Regions from separate parts of the Homo sapiens genome. Here regions 1, 3 and 4 are each linked to region 2. A link is a contact called in ENCODE Hi-C or POLR2A ChIA-PET data. All regions are on one chromosome and are shown on one strand. Each heading gives the region's core, a stretch centred on a gene start or an enhancer-like site at or near the end of the contact. The rest is flanking DNA. Distances are from core to core; before and after follow the strand shown.

Region 1 (5,766 bases), core at 2,390-4,889, 370 kb before region 2:
GAAAAGAACATGGACTTTGGATCAGAAAGACTTAGAATCCAATCCCAGTTTGACCCCTTCTGAATAGTAACTTCTAAGGAAATGAAGGGTGTTAAAAAGATAAAGCCTGCTGGATCCCTTCAACCCAGTCTTCCATTATTCCCAAGGAGTGACTTCACAGCATCCCCGCCCCCCGGACCCCGCTATCTCAAGGCATGGTACAGCATGCCCCAAGAATGCTGGCAGCATGCCAGGCATTGTCAGCACACCACAGCAATAGCCTTGAAATAGGGCGAGGGCCGAAGTGAATGTTTCTCAAACACTAATGAGCATATGAACTACCTGGGGCTCTTGTTAAAGTAGAGATTCTCATTCAGAAGTTCTAGAGTATGATCTGAGATTTGCATTTCTAACAAGCTCCCATGTAATGCTGATGCTTCCGGTCCTCAGACCAAACTTTGAGAAGCAAGAGACTTACAACTGTCAAGATGAAGTTAGGAAATAGAATCTTGAAAAGCAGAACATCTGTGCCTGTCTCATTGGGCTGTGATAAGGATTATTAATCAGATGGGTGATAGTATTTCTGTATATTGAACAGTACACTGGTATAGTCCTGTTAAAAGGGTATGGTTTCAGCCACGCACGGTGGCTCATGCCTGTAATCCCAGCAATTTGGGAGGCTGAGGCAGGTGGATCACCTGAGGTCAGGAGTTTGAGACCAGCCTGGCCAACATGGTGAAACCTTGTCTCTACTAAAAATACAAAAAATTAGCTGGGCGTGGTGGCTCATGCCTGTAATCCCAGCTACTACAGAGGCTGAAGCAGGAGAATCGCTTGAACCCAGGAGGCAGAGGTTGCAGTGAGCCAAGGTCATGCCGGTGCACTCCAGCCTGAGCAATAAGAGCAAAACTCCATCTCAAAAAAAAAAGAAAGAAAGAAAAGAAAAAGGGTATGGTTTCTATTACAGACAACAAACCTGAGACCCAAGTAAATCAAGTAACTTATCCAAGGCCACACAACTAATCCTGCTGACCTTCAAATACAGGTTTATCTGCCTGTCAAGCCTATCAGTGTGAGTATATGCCAACGGAAAGGTAGGAAATAAAAGTAGATACTACTGTAGATTGCTGGTATAAAGCCTTGTTCTTGTTTTGCCATTATTCTCAGAGAGCCATTAACCTGCTGTGTGAATTTTAGTAAGTCTTACCCCTTCTAACCACCTCCATTTCTGCATCTGCAAGGTGAAGGTACTGCCATTGAGAAACTCCGAGGCGTCTTCCATCTCTGACCTGCCTTTCACTCTTCTGGCCCCCCCACACACTCACAGTGGGTCATCAGGTGCTAAGCTTTAGCTTCACACATGTGGCAGTCATCACAATTTGGCAGCATCCAAATTCTAGCTGCTCACATCTGCATTTGTGCTGATCTGTGCGTGGTCAGAAGTTATCTCTGTTAAAAGTCTCAAGCTCAATATAATGGGGGGGTAGGCCGGGAGGAGGGGAACAAAATAGATGACCCAAAGCACTGAAATTCCTATTTAGGTGAAAACTCAGTATGATCAGGGCACTATGACCCTAACTACTCTTCATCTCCTCATCTCACTTACCAAATGAAGATATTGAGAGCACTAACCTGACAGAAGTTTGAAGAACAAGAAAAAAACTGAGTTATGCATAATGTGTTTCATATGATTATCTAGCTTTTTTTATTCTTTCTTAAGGAGCCAGATAAACACGTAGTTAACGAATTATGATATGAAGTAATTCATAATGTATGATCTTGTCCCTTCCTAAAATCCCATAGTACACATTCTCTGTATTCCTCTGGGGCCCATCTACCATTTTCTACCAGAAATTTCCATGGTTTATGAACTTGCATCATTGTCTCTATTTGTCTTCAATGTTATCTCTGGAGGTATTCACATATTTTGGAGTAAATCCGGATTTAAATCCAGATTTTATATTTATTAGCTGTAAAACTTTGGGCAAATTACTCAACCTCTCTGAGCACCTAGCAATTTTCTATTTTATAGGATTATATACAATAATGTATTGAGATGTCTAGCATTTAGCAAATTCTGAATTAAAATTGAATTTGAATGCATGAGTGAATGAATGAAGTAGAATAAGAGTTTCAATATTAAAATATCACTCAATAGTTTGAGATACATACATGCCAAAAGTCATGCTACAAAACGAGCCTAACACTCAGAGTATAACAATAGGTGACTACGGGGAAAATCCAACAGCAAAAGGAAATGTATGCCACTCAAATGTCATCTCATACTTCCCACATAGAATGAAAACTTTTGCTTAACTCATGGATGGCCTTCAGAGCATCTACAAACCTCCTAAACTTGTTGATAGCATTTTCTGGAGTTCTGCATTTTCCAACTATTTCATAAATTCATCTGAGTTTCTGAAAATTCCATAATCCTCACATCTGCCCCAAACACAGGATCATGTGTATGCACGTGTGCACGCACATACACACACGTATATTAAGAACTACTACTTTAGGCCAGGCACGGTGGCTCACACCTGTAATCCCAGCACTTTGGTAGGCCGAGGCGGGTGGACTCCTGAGGTCAGGAGTTTGAGAGCAGCCTGACCAACATGGTGAAACCCCATCTCTACTTAAAAAAAAAAAAAAAAATTAGCTGGGCGTGGGGGTGTGCACCTGTAGTCCCAGCTACTTGGGAGGCTGAGACAGGAGAATTGCTTGAACCTGGGAGGCGGAGGCTGCAGTAAACCAAGATCGTGCCACTGCACTCCAGCCTGGGTGACAGAGCGAGACTCCGTCTCAAAAAAAAAAAAAAAAAAAAAAAAAAGATTTGCTACTTTAGGCAGGTCCCTGGACAGAAAGGGACTGTCAAATAAAAGAGAAAAAGTAGATTTAATAAAACAAGGCTGAAAGCTGCAAACATACTGTTTGGAAAGTATGGGTAGTGGAACTTATAATGATGACCATCTCAAACCAGAAAAAGGGGCTCTGAATTCAAGATCTGGCTTGGCTGCACATTCGCTGCAGGTCCTTGGGCAAATCTGAGACTCATGAAAATCAGAGGGTTCCTTTGACATCATCTATGCCACCCTCCTCCTCCCATCTCACAGATGGAGAAAGTGCAGCTCAGAGGAAAGTTAGGCATTCACTAAACTCATAGCAAATTAATTAGAGCCAGGATTTGAACCTCAGACTCAGTCAACTGATTTCTACTCTTTGAACCTCTGTACTGTGAGGTTCCAGGTAAGTGCTTAGGTCCAGTGGTCTCTAAGCACCTTCTATCGGATGGGTAACAATTACTACACTCTTCTCCAGACCTGGAAGCCCCCATGTACATGTGAGTTTCATTTTGGCAATGATTATACTAGCTGTTTCTCAGTCCCAGCCCATCCCCACAAGAATAAGGCAGAAGGGTCTGAAATAAGAGAGAAGGGTCTGAAAGGGTGAGAGACACTGCTATTAATGCTGTGTAGCCCAGCAATTGGGAATCGCAGGCCTTGAACTAGACTTCATTGTGTTGGCTATTATTCTTCTGTCCTCTTGCTTATAAATCCCTCATCTGTCTTCTTTTTTTTAATGTTCCCCAACAATGTGCAGGAAACAGGAGCTCATTCTCAGATTCCTATAATTCACTGATTCAGAAAAGGGCAGGAGGCGGGTGGAGGAGAGTGATGATGTCAGCGTCAAACAACCTCTTACAGGAAGAACTGCAAGGGAATCCACAGTCTTTTAATAAACACGGAAAGCAGAAGGTAGCCGGAACCCTCTGTGCCATGTCTTCATGAAATTAATGAAGATACCTGGAGTCCATTTATGTTTAAGGACATCTCACATCCCCATGCTGAAAATGAAATTGGTTTTGCCTGGAAGATAATGGCCTTTTAAGAACTAGGAAGTGAAAGGATAGTTTATAGAAAAAGATTTCTCTACTTAAAGATACAACTATGTAGTCAGAAGAATTCTAGTCCAAGATCAGTCAAAAACACTTTAGACAAATCAGATTCCCTCCCAGACACTAAAATCTCCATCTGTGACATGAAATAATTTGTTTAGATTACTTCGTGAAGTCCCCTCTGGCTTTGACATTCTGATCTCCTTTACAGATCCAGTGATTTGCTCTGGAAAAATCAAATAATGGAAGAAGCATCCACCTCTTCCTAACGGTCTTAATAGGGGGGAAGTTTACCAGATCCTCTCATAAGACCCAGATCAGGGAACAATGTCACAGAGTAAAGAAATGTGGAGGAAAACAGCTTTTCTTTCCTAACAAGGAATTGCAAGTTGCTGGGGTAAGGGACTACCGCTACCGGTGTATAAATGCCCATTCTTACAGTATATATAATAAAAGTCATTAACTGCATGTCTGGTATGTAAAAGAAGCAAAAGCTAAGCAGAAAAATAACTAATTTTCCACAGTGGCTGTGCAGTAGAGTCATAGGACTGTCCTATGATTTTGGAAACATGGCACCAGGAGAGAGAAGGGACTAGCTAGGAAATAAAATCATATATAAGAGAACATTTAACCGGAAGTAATGCCATGATCAACTGGTCCAACTTTGTCATTAGATGATGAAACAGACCTCATAGAGGGAAGGTGACTTGCCTAGGTGACACAGCCAGGTGACATTACAGCTGGGATTAGAAAAGGATTCTCATGGCTTCTGGTGCACATAACATACAACATACTGCTTTGCTCCCAAAAACAATGTGATTCTATTCAGGTTATTACAGAGGTAATTTCACTTATAACTACTGCCTCTACCTCCACTTCAAAAAACGGTAACTGATTAATTTTATTTAAAGCAGACTAGGACTGTTTCCACCAAATTATAATAAACAATTCACTCTGGCAATATAGACAAGTCCATGAGATTTAATTGGGTATTATTCATCCTTGCTAATGAATCACCCTGTGGAAAACAGGGATAATCAACCGTCTACAAGAGGCCAGAAGCCTGTTCTCGTTCAAGTACAGATCTTGCCTATTAAAGAACATTAGGTATCAGCTCTAAATAGTAAACAGGGTATACTGTTGCAGATTCCGTGGAGTGCAGCTTTAAATAGATTTGGTTTGGAAATGGGACAGAGAACACACCGCAGTCAGTGGATCAACGTTGAGAGCAGAGAAAAACAATGATTACACTCATTAAGTGGGTACCTGTTGACACATTTACTGTCAAGTCTAATTATTTATTGAAACTGTTATTCTTTCTTCATTACTGCCACTGATACCAATTATTGCCACAGGATTATTTTAAATTTCTACAGCATGCTCCCAGACTATTTACTTCTCCACCTCCCAAAGGTTACTTGAGAGGTTTCTATCATTCCCTCTCTACCATTCCCCACCTCCAAAATATAACGAAAAGAGAAAGAGAGAAAATTCCTCTTTCTTGAGAGTAATTTTTGTAACCTTTCAGGGCTTGCTTAAAACTCCTCTTGATAGTTTCAAGATGGGTTTCTGTGGGGACAGGGGATACAGTTAATTACTTTTCAAAGCTTATTCTATTAATATTTAACAATTGGCATCGGAGGGAAGGTTAGTGTGATAACTGCAGTTTCTAAATGAACAAGTTAGATCTCTGCCTCACAGAGCTGTCAAAAACTATGATAGTAGGTATCTACAGTACATTCTTTTCTGATATATTTATCCGTAAAAATAAAACATTAGAAATAAGTTTTTGCAGGGTTATTTTGTGGACTAGAAAAGAAATAAAAGGTGGACAGGAGCCATTCTTACATTTTTTGCTACTACCTTTTTTAAAAACAATGTTCTCTTTTTCT
Region 2 (5,844 bases), core at 847-3,346:
TGGATAGAAACAAAAGCAAAGAAGGTCAACCTGCTTGGGGTCATTTACATGGACATGCATTTCTGGAGAAGGGATAATTGCAGCATCATTGTGGATATTACAGTCATGGAGACAGGCCTGGGAATAGGCAGATATATGGGACTGACAGCCTCTGTCCACTGCTGTCCACCACCCACTGACTCTTTCACCTTCTGTTTCTCAGACTAAAACTCACCCTTCCTGATTTAAAAACCAGGGCTTTTCTTCCCATTGTGTAAAATATGAAGCATAATCCAAACATGTAAAAAAGGATGACAAGTACTGTAACAAACATCCATCGTAGTGAAGTTTCACGCTGTTAGCTAAATATTTCCAGTTCTTTCCATTTCTGGGAACATGGTAGAATTGCACTCCTGGCCCTTGAGCAAGGTAAATCCAGGTGCTAGTCTGGGCCACTTAGCTGTGAAAGGAGACAGCGTGTGTCACTTCCAATCTGGAGCATGTAATTGCTCTCTCTTTCCTTCTGGTGCAGCTGCCAGCAAGGAGGTGGTGACTGCTCTGTCAGCCTTGGTCCCTGAGTGGCAACAACAAGCAGCACCTTCTGCCAACCTACAATGTATGAAATAAAAAAAGAAATCTTTGCTCTTTTAAGCCATTGAGATTTGGGGTTTCTGTTATTGCAGCAAAACCTAACTTATACTGACCCTTACATTCACATTCCCACCACCATGATTTTTTGAGAATGTTAACATTTCCTTATACCTGGTTCAGCTTTTTAAAGAAGCGAAATCCAAAAATAACTGTATCCTTTGTCGCTTGCCTCCTTCCAGCCCTTTTCCTTCCTCCCCAGAATAGCTACCGTCTCAAAGATGTATGCGTCTGTCCTGTCCATGTTTGGTAGATTTACTCCGTAAGTATGTGTACAACACAATATATAGTATTACTTCATGTTACTAAAATTTGCATGAATAATATTGATTATTCTAAAAATTGCTTTTGTATTCAACATTATTATTTTAGATGTATCAATATTGATACGTTAGTTTCAGTTCACTCACTTTAAATTTGATATAATATCCCTTCATATGAATGTATCACAATTTATAAAGCCTTTTCCTACTAATGAACTTTTAAATTACTTTTTTCTTTTAAAAACAATTCTCTTAAATACAAGGCTTTTTATGTAGGTATGCAAGAGCTTCTCTTGGTTGTATGCAAGAGCTTCTCTTGGTTGTATACCAAGAGTGGAATTGCTAAGATATAAGGTCTACTAAACCTCAAATTTGATAGATATTGCCAAATTTCTATCCAAAATGGCTTTTTTTCATTTACAGTCCTATCATCAGTGTCTACATGTTTTGTCATTGCTTTATCATGTCAAACATTTCATGTTGTCCGACTTTTAAAATTTTAGCCAATCTGATGGGTCTGAAATGGCATCTCCTAATTTTTTATTTTGCATTTCTTTGAGTATCAGTGAAGTTAAGCATCTTTCCATTTCTTTTAGGATTATTTCCTTTTCAGAGTTTTCCTTGTTGATATAGACTGATCATTTATTTCTATGTTTTTTTCTCCTTATGGATGTGTAGAATTTTCTTCCTCCTGTGTTCTGGGTACTAATCCAGTTACATAAATTGTAAGTGCATTTTCTGCATCTGTGACTTGCTTTTAATTTTGTTCTTTGCCCAGTTATCCTTCTCTCGCAAGCCATTGGCTGCCTGCTTGTGCACACACTTGATTTTTCAGATCATAGCAACTACATGGTAAAAATGGCTTGGAGGCGTGTTTTGAAAAACCTAGGTGAATAAATGTTGCTTGCTCTAAATATCTGTAGTAGGATATGGAATGTGTTTTTACAAGATAATCGGTGAAGGACCTGTTTTGCTTACTCAAGGATCTCATTTGCTAACACGATTGTGTGGTGAAAGCAAAAGAACCAGGTGTAAGTGGAAAAAACCTTAGTCATTAAGAGTTGTTTGGGCTGCTCAATGGTGAGTATCAGGGGTGACTGGTTTCCCCCTGCCATGATGAATCCTGGCATGATTTGCCTGGCTGTTTTGACATTTTGTAGACCTAGCATATGTGGGAGGGCACTTGAAAGACGTCTCATACTCAAGTGGTCTCTCCTCTTCCCATACACACCTTACGGATTCTTCACAGGGTGTGATGATGGGAAGCCTAGACACGCTTATCAGAAGGTAGGAAAAAATGGTGTCTTGGAAGTGCTTGTAGCTTTCCAATGAGGGGAGTCACTTTAAAGCTTTGTTTATCTTTCTGTGCCTCAGCTAACCCCAGAGGAAAATCTTAGCTCAGGACAGGAAGCTCAGAGCACCCAAAAGGATGACTACTGCAGTGCAAGACTATTTATGTCTGCCTCTTACATATCCCTCCGTGTTCTCCCCCAGGAGGCCTGGGCTGTGCTGCAGCTCCAAGGAGGCCTGCATATATCATCACTCCCTAGGAAACCAAGGGGTATGGCAGAAACCGAGCTCTGGGATCAATTATACTGGTAAAACTACAAAGGCAGGGGGTGAGCCAGAGTGTTGTGGCTTAGGAACAACTTGCTGAAAAAAGACTTGATGTTCCCAAGTAGAACCCTGTGGCCCCAGGGGAGGTGACCTCGGCTGTCTGGTCAACCAGCCAGAGTGCTAGGTCTCAGAAGCCAGGACACACCTTCCGTTCCAGTTGACTCACTTGAGTGGCAAATTCTTTTCTCCCTCACAATCCTCTCATCTTCAAAGGGAATTCATTAAGCCCCACCATGCCATCGGCACTTGGCCAGGTGTTATACTGGCCCATTAGGTGGACACAGGCCGTAGCCCCAGGGAGCATGCCAAATGAGGTGGAGGGTGGCAGCTGTGACCTAGTGACATCCCCTGAGGTGGTTTTGCAGCACCTTCTATAAACCCTCCAGCTGTTTCAAACTATTTGTGTGGGGCTTTCCACACAAGCTGTGTTCTCTCCCGTCCCCTTGCTTTAGTTCACTCTTTTCCTTTTGCTTGGAATGCTCTTCCACTCTATCTGTCAATGCACTCAAATGCCCACTCCTGGATGGAGACTTTCCTGGCAACCCCAGGCAGAATTAGCCACTCCCAATTCTGTGTATTCTCATAGCACTCTGTATCATTAATATAGCACATGCCAATCTGTGCTGGAATCATCTGCTTATATGTCTGTCTCCCTAATGGACTCTGAATTCCTTGAAGATGCATTCTGCGACTTATCCATCTTTGTTTCTTCAGCAAGAATTTGGTTGGTGCTTAGTAAATGTGTGCTGAGTTAAATGCAGAAAGGGACACAGCTCATGATTTTATCTGATTTTACCTTGTGGTATAACTGGAAGCAGGTCACGTCTGTCTGAGTTTTAGTTTCCTTTTCTGTAAAATGGGTGGGGGGAGGATACATTAGAAAATGGCCTCTAAGAGGTTTTCTGGCTCTACTGTCTATGATTTTAAAATTCTAGTCTCCTATTGAAAAACCGAGAGTTCATCATAACTCTTTAAAGACCAACATGTTTTCGTTTACATGTATCAAAGAGCCTGATGTTCCCTTCCCACCTCTAGTCTGCCACCTATAAAAAAAGTTGTGTATTGCTTAGCAGTTTGCAAATTTTCTGACTGAAGTTTCAAGAGGTTTGTGGGATTGATTGATTACAGGAAGCGTGTAAATTTTATCTTCCCTGGGGAATAAAATTGTGGGACTAATTGATTCTTTTAAAGGCTTGTATTTTCTGGTGATTTTGTCAGCCTGGGTACATGTGGAAAGGGGTCTTGTGTAGCTGCTTGTGGCATCCCTGTGTCTCTCTTCTCACCACAATGCAGGCGTCACTGCACGTGCCACACCTAGTAGTCTGTGTCCCATGAGGCCCATGCTTTTCCTAGGCTACCTCTCTGCCCCTTGAGTTACATGTTTGGAAATTCCTGCATGGATAGAACTGAGTACCCCTCGCCTTCTGAGAACATATTTACAAGGTGCTAATAACACCTAACTATGATCTTAGAACTAGTCTACATGGTGAGTCAGACGGGGCTTATTTTCGACCCATTTTTCAGATGGAAGTAAGACACAGGGAGGTGAAATGACTTGCATGAGGTCTCACAGCTAGGAAGGTCTTCTGGACCTGGCTTAATAAAACCCAATGTTCTTAATTTCATCAACTCCTTTAAAAATTACTTTGATTGCTGCTTTCTTGATTGGCTGCTCTCAGGCCTCTTGGCTGATGAAACCAGAGGCAGGTGAATTCTACCAGAAGGAAAGAAGGGGTTCTAACCCACTACTGATTTTGTGGGACAAAGTGGCTGCATTCATTAGTGAAGGGGGAAGTCAGATTAGTTAAAACTGTCCATTTGGTGGTTTCTATCATTAGCATCTCACTATGCCAGTAAATGAGCTGTTGAAGCCTGAAGTAGGGGCTCCTCCTGAAAGCTCGAGAGGATTCCAAAGCTGCTGGGCTCCGTGGAGGAACATCCAGGAGCACATGGTCTCCATGTTCCCTTTTTTAACTCTACAAAGGCAGCTAAGAGGGAGCGCAACTTGTTACTGCACATCTCTGAGTGTCAGTTTTTCTATCTGTGAAATGGGGATAATAAATCCTCCCTAGCTTACCTCAGAGGATGGCTGTGAGGGTCACATATTATGATGGAGGTGGCAGTGCTCTAGAATCTGAAAGTGCAGGGCAAAAATCAGGTAATATCATTTGCTCTTGTTATTATACTTTTTTTTTTTTGGGACTGAGATTCACTCTGTTGCCCAGGCTGGAGTGCAATGGCACAATCTCAGCTCACTGCAACCTCCACCTCCCGGGTTCGAGGAAATCTCCTGCCTCATCCTCTCAAGTAGGTGGGATTACAGGCACCCACCACCACACCTAGCTAATTTTTGTATTTTTGGTAGAGAGGGTGTTTCACCAGCCAGGCTGGTGTTGAACTCGTGACCTCAGGTGATCCACCCACCTCGGCCTCCCAAACTGCTGGTTTTACAGGTGTGAGCCACGGCGCCCAGCCTTGTTATTCTACTTTCATAACTGTGAATGATCTTAATGAAGGGAAGTAAGCCCAGCTTGATAGGTGTTTCCTAAAAGTGGCCCGAGGTGACATTATGTGGGAATATATGGATCTATGAAGTATGAACGATGGCAGTTTTTGCCCTAACCTACCCATCAGAACACTGGAGAAGACTCAGGTAGATAATGGATTCAAGGGCATTGTTAAATGATAAAAATTATCATGATGATGACTTTTTTTTTTCTCTAAGGTTAAGGATATCTCTTAATAACTTGAAAGAAATGTACTCAAACCCTCTCTGATGCTATTTTCGTCATGGCCCTACCTCATCTTGGGAGTAAAGCGTTCCACTTGGCTGAGAAGTAGGAGAGGGGCTGGGTCGGAACTCATCTGCTCAGGTTTTCTTCCTCATACCATTCGGATGCTCTTTTTGAGTCAATGGCTCTAGCTTTTTGTAATGATCTATAAGCTTCTGGCTCCTTTGGCTCTAACTAGTCCCTGAGGATCAATTCCCTTTCCAAAGAGGGTGGGTTTTTTTGTTGTTGTTGCTGTTGTTTAATTTTCTCTCTTTTATCTGGGGAAAAAATAGCCACTGTCATAGACTGTAAAAAAAAAAAAAAAAAAAAAAAAGCTGCTTTTTGGGAGCCTTAAAAATATTTGAAATAAATAGGGCTCAACCTTAACTTAATAATATCAAGTGAAAACATACATACTTTTTATTACCAGAGAGAAGTAGAGGCAGCTTTCAATATACGGGACATGCAATGGGATGTTACACTGCAAATAAGAAGATAAAACTAGAACAATAGCGAGAAAGCCAATGTGTTATGTTCTAAGGCTTGGTGTAGTTACTGCAACTGAG
Region 3 (5,916 bases), core at 505-3,004, 270 kb before region 2:
ATTCTATGGGTTTTCATTCCTACTTGAAGGGTAGACCAAAGAAATAGACACCTAGACATATCAGCCTGATCCCAATGTTCTCAGGTACCAGAGATTTAATGTTAATGAAAGAAAAAAAAAAAGTTGTAGACAGCATCTAGTTCAATAACCTCATTTTACAGATAAAAGAATAGACAGGAATAGAGAAACATGTCTGGGATGATAAAACAATTAAAAAGCAGATAGGACATCCAAGGGATATTCTAAGTCATTTCTCCATTAGAAAATCCTCACATCATTTCACACGATTTTATGGTATCAGTCCAAAAATAAAGTAAAAAACTTTGAAAATACATTTCAACAATTACAGTCAAGAAACAGAAATTTTTCCTTTTCCTGATAAAATAAAAAGCATTCACAGACAAATGAAAACAGTGAGGGTAGTACAATATATTCATCATTATTTTGTTTTTTGTGAAAGCAGGGCTGGGCTGGGTGTGGTGTCTCACACCTATAATCTTAGCACTTTGGAAGGCCGAGGTGGGAGGATCACCGAGCTCAGTAGTTGGAGAGAGCCTGGGCAACATAGTGAGACCTCGTGTCTACAAAAGAAATAAATAAATAAAAGCAGGGCACACACAAATGCAACGTTATTTTGATCTTAAAAAAAAAAAAGTGTGGGGTTAGAAAAGAGGGAAGCATGCCTTCTATTTTATTAAATTTACTTTGTGGTCTTTATTGCATAGGTGACATTATCATATAAGGTACCTTCTAAGAGGAGGTGAAAAGGCAAAAGGAAGGCAAAGGTGGTGGAATGAAGTTTAGGTCAGCAAACATCTACTGAGAATTTTCTCTGCTAATGGCTCTGGGCCAGGATCTGTGAGGAATAGAATCATAAGAAAATACCATCCCTGCCCACAAACTGTTTAAAAGCAAACAAGCCTGTAATCCCAGCACTTTGGGAGGCCGAGGCAGGCAGATCACGAGGTCAGAAGTTCGAGACCAGCATGACCAACATGATGAAACCCTGTCTCTATGAAAAATACAAAAATTAGTCAGGCGTAGTGGCGGGTGCCTGTAATCCCAGCTACTTGGGAGGCTGAGGCAGGAGAATTGCTTGAACCCGGGAGGCAGAGGTTGCAGTGAGCCAAGATTGTGTCACTGCACTCCAGCCTGGGTGACAGAGCAAGACTCTGTTTCAAAAGAAAAAAAAGGCGGGGGCAGGGTGGGAAACAAGGCAGAATTATGCTAACAATTTACCCTAATACAAGCCTAGAATGATGAGTGCAAAGAAGAGGACAAAAATCACCACTAACAACGGACCAAGAATGAGACACTAGGTAGCCACCCATTAGACACGGTCCATGCCCTCAAGGAACATATGCCTAGTAAGGAGATACAAAATCATTCATCCATCATTCATTCACTCAGATTCATTGAAAATCTACCATGAACCAGATACCGATGTACATGCTGAGGCTTCAGAAATGAGCAGGACATGGCTGAGTTCACAGTTCAGGGCAGACAACAAACACATAATGCTGAGTAGACACCAGGCAGTGTGATTAAGCCAAAGGAGATGTGTTTTAAAAGCCTAGGTTACTCAGAGAGAGAGGGGTAGATTATCAGAGATGACACGGAAAAGGCACCTCTACAACAAACAATCATACTTTTGACTCTAATACAATGGAGAATGAATAAAGCGTCTAATAGAGAAGAGTGCCACACACAGTGAGAAAGTCCCTAGGGAGTATTCTGACCAAAGTCTTGGTCTTGAAGGAGAGGCATAGTCTTCTAATTGCTTTGATGAATCACAGACCAAACAGTGATTCAGCTCTGAAAGAAACCTTAGAGATGGGCATTCCAAGGTCTCATGGGGTTAGTAGCAGAAGCAGGACTGGAACCCAGAACCCAAGTTGGACCACTAGACTGGTGCCTCTCCCTAAGCCCACTCTGCCTCTTCCATGTCTGTGAATGAGCTTACCACTCCTAGCTATGCAAAACTGCATAGAACCATTTCAGCAAGAGGCTCAGGTAGCATTAAAGAAGTTCCCACCTCAACGATGTCAATTTTTTGTTACTGTTGTCTTGAGGAAGCATGTTTGCTTTTAAACGCTCCCAAATTAAAAGCCATTCTCAGCCTTCCTACAATTGTATGTGCGCTGGGCGCAGTGGCTCACTTCTATAATCCCAGAACTTTGGCAGGCCGAGGCAGGCAGATATCTTAAGGCCAGGAGTTCGAGACCAGCCTGCACAACACGGTGAAACCCCACCTCTACTAAAAATACAAAAATTAGCCGGGCGTGGTGACGGGCACCTGTAAGCTACTCAGGAGGCTGAGGCAGGAGAATCGCTTGAACCCGGGAAGTGGAGGTTGTGGTGAGCAGAGATTGTGCCTCTACTCTCCAGCCTGCGCGACAGAGCGAGACTCTGTCTCAAAAAAATAAAAATTTTAAAAATAAAATAATTAATTAAAAAAAAAGATGTGGACCTGAACTCAGATTAGTGTCAGAGTGAACTTTCTAGTTAGCCTCCTCTTTCCACAGTGAAGAAATTACACCCAGAGAGACTGAGGTTAGTCACCCTGTCCAATCACAGCACCAGTTACACAGCACCTGAACTCAGAAGGGTCTAGCACCTTTTGCTCAGTGCTGCCAGTGTGGTGGTCTATGGCCTCATTCTCATAGCCTGCAAGTGATAGACCCCAGGACAGCAAGAATCATGCCAAAAGGATAACATCAATTAGCCTGTGTATTGTAGAAACAGATCACGAGATTTTAGAACGTAAAGAAAGAGAAAAAGAAACGATTTATTTCGCAGCTTTCCGTGCAAGCTTTTCAAAGGCCCTTCCCAGATCCGGCCTTCTGAGACACCACCCCAAGCCCCCGGAGGTTTGTTCTCTACTTAAATTGCCCCAAACTATGCTGTTTTCCTATCAATACTCAACAGCAAAGATGGAAAAGAATTGCCAATTTCTTGTGAATCCTGAAGATTTCCTTTATGAGTCATGGGAAACTAAAATAACCTGAGGGGTAGGGGGAACGGTAGAAACAGTTTTAAATCGGTTCTCACTAGTTTGTTTTACAGTGTGGTATAACTCCTGAGAACAGAAAAAATCAAGTTTCTAGAGTTGTTGTAAAAATAGGAGTTTTTGTCAGGTTGTGTCAGCTGTCACTGTGGCATTTCTTATTAGTATTTTTCTGTCTTTTTTTTGTTATATTAATTATAGTTTGATCACTGTAAGAGCTATTTTGAATCTATGGGACTTTCCTAACCAGATTGTTTTGGCATTTTAAAGTTACTCACATTCAGGGCCTAAACAATATAGCAAGTATCTTTTCTTCCTCTCTTTTTTATACTCAAATTCTGAACAAAGGAACCATCTGTTCTCTCTCTGAAAACATCAGCCCTTGTTTTCATTTTTCATTAATCATAATGCCTCAAACTTACATAATCTCTTTCTCCAACTTGCTTATTAAAGCATTTTGTAGACATCGCCTCATTCGTCTTCAATATCATCCCCTACAAACTAAGGAGAAAGGGGAAATGTTTGCTAATTTTCACTTAGGTAAGTGATTATCAGATGTTTAATGAATTTTGCATGAATGATGGCATGTTAGCCTCAGAAGGGACCTTGATGATCACCTGGCCCAGTTCTGGCTCTTGCATTTGTAAAATGAAGACCCAGAAAGGAGAAGTGATTTCACATTCTATTTGTGTACCTAACTCTCTACTCCTGACTGTAAGTGGTGAGGGTAAGAACCGTGTCTTTCACAGTTTTGTATCTCCAGTACCTGGTGTGTATTTGTTGAATGGATGAAAATGCTTGCAAATAGTCACACAGGTGGCTATGACAGAGCTGGGGTCAGAGCTCTACTCTCCTGCCTTCCCATTCAATGTGTGTGGTTTTTTTTTCCTTCTTCTTTTCCTTCTCTCTCTCTCTCTCTGTCTCTCTCTTTCTTTTTATAATACAATATAGACCTGAATGCAAGAAGAATCAAGCAGAGACACAACTAAAAAGGTGATGAGGATGGAGAGGATAAAAAGCAGGCTTTTACCTATAAGTTAGAAATAGGTTGAACAAACCCAGTAGAAATCAAGTTTAGCCATTAGCCATGCTAAAAAATAACCCATGTTAAGGCTGAGTGTCTAAAAGCTCTGCATTCCTTATGTGTGCCATATATTTAAGGATTTAGTGGATTCCTTAAACATTACCCAACTGAGGAAATGATCTGTCTTAACGCCAAAGGACAGCATGCCTCCTTAACACCTATTAGCCCAAAAAAAGCACATCATCCACCCTGCGATTTGGCCTCATCACTCACTGTAACTCAAGAGGACATACAGCGTCAGAATCATGAAATCTACCAGCCCAAAGTTTTCCAATGAGCAGAGGTCACTGGAATAAAGACCTTTATTCCATATGCCTAGCTGGAAGTCAGAAATTCATTTGACATGTTTCTTCTTATTTTCAGAATGTCCTACTCCCCACCATTACTCTTTGAAGTTATAGGGAAAATAAACTCTTTCTAGAAAAACAAGTTAAATTTTCAATTCTATCATCTGAAATTACGTATATAGTAGTAGTTATAACAAAGTCAACGACTCTCTGAAGATTCTTTAAAAATAGGTTGTCCATGTAGATGAGAAAGCTGTAGGTCTGAAGAGAGAAGGAAATCTTTTATTTTTCAGTAAAAGAAAAAAAGAAAAGAAATCAGAGGGCCAAGGAGAACTCAAGTATATTATAACACGGTCTCACATGAAGTACATCAGTTACAGATACAAGCAGGAAACAAATTAGCTTCAAAATAAAAACAAATCAACATAAATGAACCTTCAAACAACTCTGATGACTTTTTCTCCCCCAAAGGGAAAGATGAAAGGAGATTAGAAGGAAGAGAAGAGAAAAAGATGAGGAACGAGTAGGGAGATGCTTAAATCCCTAACACAGCATGTCTCACACAAACACAGCAGGCTGCCGAGGGTGTCTGGGGCTGTCCAGCACACAGCGGACAGGCGTTTATACCCAGTCATGCAGGATCAGCTGGAGAAACGTACAGCATGTACTTCAGGGCAAACAGCTGCAGAGAGGCCTGCGCAGATAACAGCAGGTTGGATTCATGCTATATCAGTAGTTCTATCCATACCCACCACCTTCTGCTCCTAGAGTGTCAGGCTATCCCCATGACCACTTATCATTCTTGCAGCCACTACGTGGAACATTAACCCTCTATTGACACTTCCCTGATAAAACTGTGCCCATTTCACATGTAGGGACATTCTCACTGTCTTGCTACCTCTAAAATCATCACTTTAGACTATGCATACATACCCCGTAACATCTTAACATTTTTCATTTAAAAATAAAAGAATCATATAGTTAAGGACATATAAAAGATCCACAAAATGTTCCCTAACTGGCCTTGCTCTCCACACGGAACTTTTTCAGAGCATTACTTTAATATAGCCAATAGGGAGGTTCATTCACTAAGAGTGTCTCTGATCTCTGCTCGTGTGTCTGCTCAGGTCGCCGAGGACAGAGCAGCCCTGCATTTGGAGCTCGCCCCTCCCTTGCCATGCTCCTCCCACCAAAACCATGTCTGAGGGAAGAATCCCAAAGAAGGTTGATGTGTTATCCCACCTGAGCAGCCTTACTAGTTGACATGATTGGATAGTTATGATTACGCTTTTTTATATGAAAGTTTCTACCCAAATATGTTGCTGGTCTAATATCCTAACTACTCAATAACAGTGGAATGAGTTTGAATAAAGCTCTCAACTACTCTAGGCACATCAGTTTCCTTCCCTACAAAATAAAGCAGTCAAATTCAGTACGTATAAGACTTCCTTCCAACTCAGAAATTCTGTGCCTATGAAGTTGCTACTGTCAAACAATCTGACCTCTCCCTCTTCATTTGTTCCTCTTTACCTCTTTCT
Region 4 (6,267 bases), core at 3,611-6,110, 350 kb before region 2:
TTTTATCCTTCCTTTTTCAAATACATAGCTGTGAGAGACTGGATTTTCTTCATAAACATCAATCAAAACAATATTTCACAACAAATTAAATGCAGAATCCAGCTCCCACTTTTGTCACTATTTTTTCACAAATATATTTATTTTTTATACAAATATTTTTCATTAAAATTGTAGTTTCATTTCTTACTTTTTTGAATATGGTAAATATCATTATACATAATGCATGCAAACAAAAGCTCATTTTTAAGAACATAAAGGAGTTCAGAGATGAAACCACTGAACTAGACAGGACTTATGTTCCCTCTCTCCCTAGCACTAATCTACTTTGGCTCTAAACCACTAGGAAAGATAAAGAGTAGCTCATCTCTACTTTCAGACGCTGCTACCTGTCTATCTTTATATAGCTGCTACTTTCTTGAGCCTCTGGAAACACTGAAACATCTGTATGATGTCACCATACAAGAGGCCACTGGTCAGTAAAAAAAATACTCACTGTGTGCCTTCCATGGAACAGGCAGTGGTTACTAGGACCTGTATCAGAATTCAGACTCCACTACTGCTCCACTTATATGCTTCTTCAAAAGACAGTATCTCTCCAAACCTGTTTCTTTAACGTAAAATAAGAATACAATGGGAACTACCTCATAAGATTTCTGTGTAGATCCAATATAAGGATCCATTAAGGAGCTTACTATATACAGTGCCTAGCATGTAGTAAACACTCCATAAATCCTACAAACTGTTATTATAACTAAGATATCTCTTACCAAAAAAACACTTTTGGCAATGTTCACGAAAGAGATAATGGTAGTCTAACCGTATATTATTAGAGGCTCATAAACTATCCCAGTTGCAGACTCATTCAGTTAGATAAAAATAGAGAAGCGAAAGTATCCAGGAGTACTGGCTTTTCTCACCTCAAGAGCAGAAGAATCAGTCTTTGGCCAGGAATGAAATCAGTGTTGTAATCATGACCCAGCCACTACATTAATTCCTAAACTTTATGTGGTCAAATGAGTTGATACACAACATCATTCTCAGCACTATGTTGACAGGACAGAGGATGATAAGAAAGTAAGAATTTAATCTACATTCTTGAATAAAGAGAAGAGTTTCGTTTTTCCTTTGTTTGGGCAAAAAGTCACGTTCATTGTGTCTCTTTACTTCATTTAAAATCCAGAAGAATTGAGATTGAGGAAAAATAAGAATGCTTATCAAACAGAGGTCAGACCCAAAGAAAAAAGAATGCCCTCACAATACTAAGAATAGAATACAAGCAGGAAACAGGGGAGGATCTCCATGATATATAATTTTAAATTAGAAATATAATTCTGAAGAACAGACAGGTACATACCTACAATGTCTTTATAAATATATAAAGAAACTAATCATTAAACTAGTTATATTAGTAAGGCCCAGTTTCATTTTCAATAGAAAAAGCATCATGTCACTTTTATTTCACTTTATTTCATCAACTTTAAGTACAACCACTTTAACTATCAATACCTGATAAGACTCGTAACTGTGGATTTAACAGAATAACGTTAAGTTATACTTCCAGAATAATGTATAGAAACGATCATGCCCCCTTAACAGCACTTGGATCTTCAATCAGGAAATTCAATTTTAGCTGCAAAACTATGTTTTGGCAAAAGTGCAATTGAACTCAGTGTACTTGTCACATTTCTAAATATACTCCGGTCACCATGACAACAAGAGAGACTGATGGATTGCTTAAAAGAGTACGGTATATTTAATTGTCAGCATTTTAAACTGACTCAGAAAAATGCTGTGTGATAGGTCTACTCACCATGGTTACTGCTGGCTGAGTCCATAATAATAAAGGTTCACATACGCACATCACCAGCGTGCGCACAAAGAACGTAAAAGTCGGAAGACCTGGTATTTCCAACCACCTCAAACGCCAAACTTAAAGCTTTAGAAAGACTCGTTATCATCAAGGTGCCCCTCAAGAACCTCTCTCCCCAAATGGTCAGATGAATCCCAAGATCTGTGTCTGCACACAGGGCCACTAGAGCCAATCCTAAATCAGATTCCAACAACTGCTTCCTTCTCAGATTAAAGATAAGAAAAAGTCGAGGGTATTTTCTCCCGGGATATATCTGGGAAAAAGAATGAGAGAGACTCTTTGTTCTTTCTTGTCATGTAGATCTATTCCCAAATGATAATCTTCTGAGATCCATTCAGTTCCTGAATAAACACTTCCTGCACAAAAATCCCTATGCCAGAGAATCTTCTACAGGCGGAGATACAGATGCAACAAACATGGACCCTGCTCTCAAGAAGCTGATATCCTAAAACAAGAGGAACACAAAAAATATAAATATATAATCAGCTAAATAGAATGAAATAATCCAAATAAATGATCTATTAAATTATTTAATTTACCATACAGTGTGCCTAGCCTATAGCAAACACTCACTAAATCTTCACCATTATTATTATTACTAAAATATTTCTCACCAAAACAGTTTGCAATGTACATAAAGAAAACAAAAGCATGGTAATCACTCTTTTAGAGAACCATACATGCTTTGTAGACTATAAAGCAAGATAATGACAGAAGAATGATGGGGAGGGGGGTATGTGTGCTACTTTAGCTAAAGAATGGGGAAGAGCTAGGTAAGGCTTTAACATTTGAGCTAAGCCTTGAAAGATACTTCCAAGCCAGTTTTGCACAGAATCAGAGAAAGATCAAGTGGGAAAAAGCTTGGCTTATACAGAGGGCTAAAGGAAGGTCAGTGTGTCTACAGATTACTGTGTAAAGTGATGAGTGGTATGAAAAAAGCAGAGAGGCCAGGCGCAGTGGCTCACACCTGTAATTCCAGCACTTTGGGAGGCCGAGGCGGGTGGATCACCTGAGGTCAGGAGTTCGAGACCAGCCTGGCCAACATGGTGAAAACCCATCTCTACTAAAAATACAAAAATTAGCCGAGCGTGATGGCTGGTGCCTGTAATCCCAGCTACTCGGGAGGCTGAGGCAGGAGAATTGCTTGAACCCAGAAGGTGGAGGCTGCAGTGAGCCGAGATCGCACCATCGCACTCCAGCCTGGGAGACAAGAGCGAGACTCCATCTCAAAAAAAATAAAGAAAGAAAAAAAAAGGAGAGAACATAGAGTCATCTCACAGGGCTTTGCAGGCCATGAAAGGGCCTTTCAAACATTTCTACAGATGCTCCTTGATTTCTATGGGGTTGGTTACACCCAGATAAACTCAGTGTGAAGTGGACAAATTGTAAGTCAAACCATCATAAGTCAGGGACCTTCTGCAGATACTACAGCAGCCACCGTATGGCTTAAGGGGAGGGGTGTGATATGATCTGACCAACAATTTTAGATCTCTCCAGATGGTGTGGAAAAAGGCCACAAGGGGAAACCATAAAAGTAGAAGACAATTTCAGAGACTATTGCCATAGTCATGGCAATGGATGGTAACTTGAATTTAGGTAGATTCAAAAGAAGTAATGATAGCAATCAGAGTCAGAAAACATTCTGGAGGCAGAACAAACACGCACTGGCCAAGCATGTACTCTGAGCAGGAGAAGTAGTTAAATGAGTTATATGGAGGTCCTACAACACGGGGGTGAACATGCCTCATGCTTCAGGAGGTCTTGGTAGATCTTGAGATGACGCATTTCGGGTGATGCTGCTGCTCTGTGAATGACACTTTGAGAACCAAGGCTCTAGGAGAGCCAGGAGACAGGAACAACAGTGGAGCAGGAGGTGATGAACGTTGGACTTATGGTAATAATAGATGGAATATAGTAAAGAAGAAACATTCAAGAGATGTGGCAAAAAGAAATTACCAAAGACTTGAGGGCAAATAATCTAGGAATGGAAATAAAAAAGAAGATGGTGCTGGTGGAATTGCCTCTAAGCTTTCTTAAATGACATTGTTCATTATATAGATAGAAAAACATGGTTTCTATCTATCTAGTGCAAATCAGTTTTCCAAGTCACATTTCATGTTGCCACAACCTATCCCTATAAAATAAGGCTAGGGAAATTATTGTAGTTATAGATAATAACGACAACAACAACAATACCAATCATTTATTGAAAGCTTATTCTGTGTCAACCACATTGCAACATGTACTATCTCCAAATCTGGCAATAACTCTATTCCTATGTAAGAAAATGACAAACTAATGCTCAGAGACGTTATATAGCTCACCCAGAATCATTCCTGCTTCAGCTGGATTCAATCCCAGGAGAAAACCCTAAAATCTATGACCTCCACTTCCATTCTGCCTAACAAGCTGAATCCATAGGAGAATAAGATGCCCACTTGGGGCATTCACCCTCAAAGTCAGAGTTCCCTTTTAATCTGACTAAATTTCAAGATCACAACTGGCAAATCTTGATTCATAGACTCTAGCAGCATAGCAATAAGGACCCAAGGTCAGGTGCCACGTGCATAGAACAACCATGACTTATTTTATTTCCACATAAGGAGAATGCAACTTGAGTGTTTCATGAGCTATTCACTGCTCATGCTCAGACTCATGTCTCTGCACTCAAACTCTAGTGCTTTTCCATGGCCTCTGTTTACCCTCGACTTTATTCTGCTACTGCTTTGCAAAGTTTTCTTCCCAGAAAATAAGTGGCTGTCTACACAGTAATGTGTTTGGAGTGAAGATGTGAGAAAGAGGCCCTCATCTGTGAAGATGCATGGTGAACGGTAGTAGATATTGACAAGTAAGAAAGGTTAGTTTAGATATTTCCCCAGCCCAGGAAGTGGGTACAAAATGAGCCACAAGACCTTCCTTCTAGTTACCCACACTGTGCTTTCCCAAGGTGATTCACAGGTACAGCTCCACTGATCTGACAAAGGGGACTGTCTTCAGAAAGATGAAAGGATGTTTTTATGTCTGCTCTCTCTCTTTTCTTTATTTGTTCCTTCTCTAGTAACAACAATTAATTGTGCTGTGCGGGCAGTACAGAGATGAGTCTACCGGGAAGCCAGCACAAATCCATCAAGCGCTTTTAGTCCAAGCTTTTTAGAAGCAATTGCTTACCACATTTTCACCGCTCTTTTTCTCACAGCTAGAATTAGAGTGGATTTTACCACACAATCACTCTAATGCCCTTTTCCCCCACCTCTAAAGTGAAGATGGAAGATGACTATTGGTCCATCACCAGCAAAACCATAAGACATACATGAGAAAACCAATTCATTTAGTGTTTTATAAAGACTAAGTATTGGGTCCTGAGATAGGTATCCCACATACATTAACATATCACAACTTTGTGAGGCAGACATTGTCTATGTCAAACAGGTGAAGAAATTAATGCTCAGAGATGAGAAGTTACTTGCATAGAGTCATACAACTAGAAAATAGCAGAGCCAGGAAGTAAACACAGGTCTGACTCCAAGGCCAATACTTTTCCCATCACTACAGCTGTCCGGCACTCTTCCAAGAGCACTCACAACTTTTCATTCTCTTCTACCAGAGAATCAACATTGCAAATATTACTTAAAACTCAGGCCGTATATAACCAAAAGGCCTTTTTAAAGAGGTCTTTTCTAGGAAGAGTGAACGACTAAGCCATCATAGATTCTATAAGAGTTACCTCTGACCAACCAAACATGTTCCTGAGGGACCAGTTAGGGTCTCTTCCATGCCTAACTAGGAATCATGGAGACTCTTGAATTTCCCAGCTCAGGGCTCTGAGAAAATGACATCACATAAAGCCTGCTCCCTCACCCAACACCAGGGCATGCAGTGAAGAAGGACGAATCAGGGAAAGGGACACAGTGGAAGCCTGAGGGCCTATAAGTCATATGTTCACAGAGGCTCTGGTTCACAATGAAGCATAATAAAATAAAACCACCCAGTGAAAAGTATCTACAGTCCAAGCTTAAACTTGCCTTTTCATTGTTATCCTCACAACCTCCATAGATTAAATGTTGGAAAGGATCAAGCCACAGAAAAAATAAGATTATCCAGTCCTTAGGCCCTTAGACATAATATCTGAGCAAAGATGGGGATTCGTATATGTAAGCAGCATCCTTTTCTGTCCCCCTTTACCTAGAGAGTGATGAGGTGAAGCATCTTGAAAAGATTCCTTATCATAAGCTGAGATGACAGGGACACCTGATGAGAATGGTAATTAAATCAATAAGTAAATAAACACTTGGATCAATGTTCTTCATTTTTGCTGGCTATCTTAAGAAAATGGGATGCCTTATAAAGGTATTTCACTCTTCCAACCATAAATACAAGGTAGCTTCACAAAGTTTTCT

Evidence for each region. Hi-C counts contacts between places; a loop is a spot of excess contacts on that map. ChIA-PET counts read pairs that join two places held with the same protein, here RNA polymerase II (POLR2A). Pooled maps may share reads with other maps.
Region 1: a loop to region 2 is called in a pooled map, with 2.6 times the contacts of the local background. The contact joins the enhancer-like site here to the promoter of LINC01991 in region 2. A Hi-C loop is called at or near these places in 1 of 168 maps with a recorded cell type or tissue (psoas muscle) and 9 of 50 pooled maps. POLR2A ChIA-PET finds 5 or more read pairs at or near these places in 3 of 52 experiments (CD4-positive, alpha-beta memory T cell, Panc1 and activated B cell).
Region 3: a loop to region 2 is called in a map of B cell, with 5 times the contacts of the local background. The contact joins the enhancer-like site here to the promoter of LINC01991 in region 2. A Hi-C loop is called at or near these places in 5 of 168 maps with a recorded cell type or tissue (B cell, CD4-positive, alpha-beta memory T cell, OCI-LY7 and 2 more) and 8 of 50 pooled maps. POLR2A ChIA-PET finds 5 or more read pairs at or near these places in 1 of 52 experiments (OCI-LY7).
Region 4: a map of CD4-positive, alpha-beta memory T cell shows a loop between it and region 2 (2.5-fold over the local background). The contact joins the enhancer-like site here to the promoter of LINC01991 in region 2. A Hi-C loop is called at or near these places in 1 of 168 maps with a recorded cell type or tissue (CD4-positive, alpha-beta memory T cell) and 8 of 50 pooled maps. POLR2A ChIA-PET finds 5 or more read pairs at or near these places in 3 of 52 experiments (Panc1, activated CD8-positive, alpha-beta memory T cell and activated naive CD4-positive, alpha-beta T cell).

What each region holds. Positions count from the first base shown.
Region 1 is chr3:188,343,295-188,349,060 of GRCh38, reverse strand. All of the region lies in intron 3 of LPP (LIM domain containing preferred translocation partner in lipoma), which reads right to left. Among named protein-coding and RNA genes, the nearest start is that of FLJ42393, 170 kb to the right of the region's middle. Within about 2 kb of position 3,639, at least 4 of the 41 ENCODE cell types and tissues checked have a DNase peak (open chromatin) inside an H3K27ac peak, as active enhancers do.
Region 2 is chr3:187,972,659-187,978,502 of GRCh38, reverse strand. It overlaps LINC01991 (long intergenic non-protein coding RNA 1991), which reads left to right and starts at 2,096. Exons shown (of 3, transcript NR_135538.1): 1 at 2,096-2,177.
Region 3 is chr3:188,240,394-188,246,309 of GRCh38, reverse strand. All of the region lies in intron 2 of LPP (LIM domain containing preferred translocation partner in lipoma), which reads right to left. Among named protein-coding and RNA genes, the nearest start is that of FLJ42393, 65 kb to the right of the region's middle. Within about 2 kb of position 1,754, at least 4 of the 41 ENCODE cell types and tissues checked have a DNase peak (open chromatin) inside an H3K27ac peak, as active enhancers do; they include B cell and OCI-LY7, where a contact is called at or near this core.
Region 4 is chr3:188,321,829-188,328,095 of GRCh38, reverse strand. The region is part of intron 2 of LPP (LIM domain containing preferred translocation partner in lipoma); the gene reads right to left. Among named protein-coding and RNA genes, the nearest start is that of FLJ42393, 150 kb to the right of the region's middle. Within about 2 kb of position 4,860, at least 4 of the 41 ENCODE cell types and tissues checked have a DNase peak (open chromatin) inside an H3K27ac peak, as active enhancers do.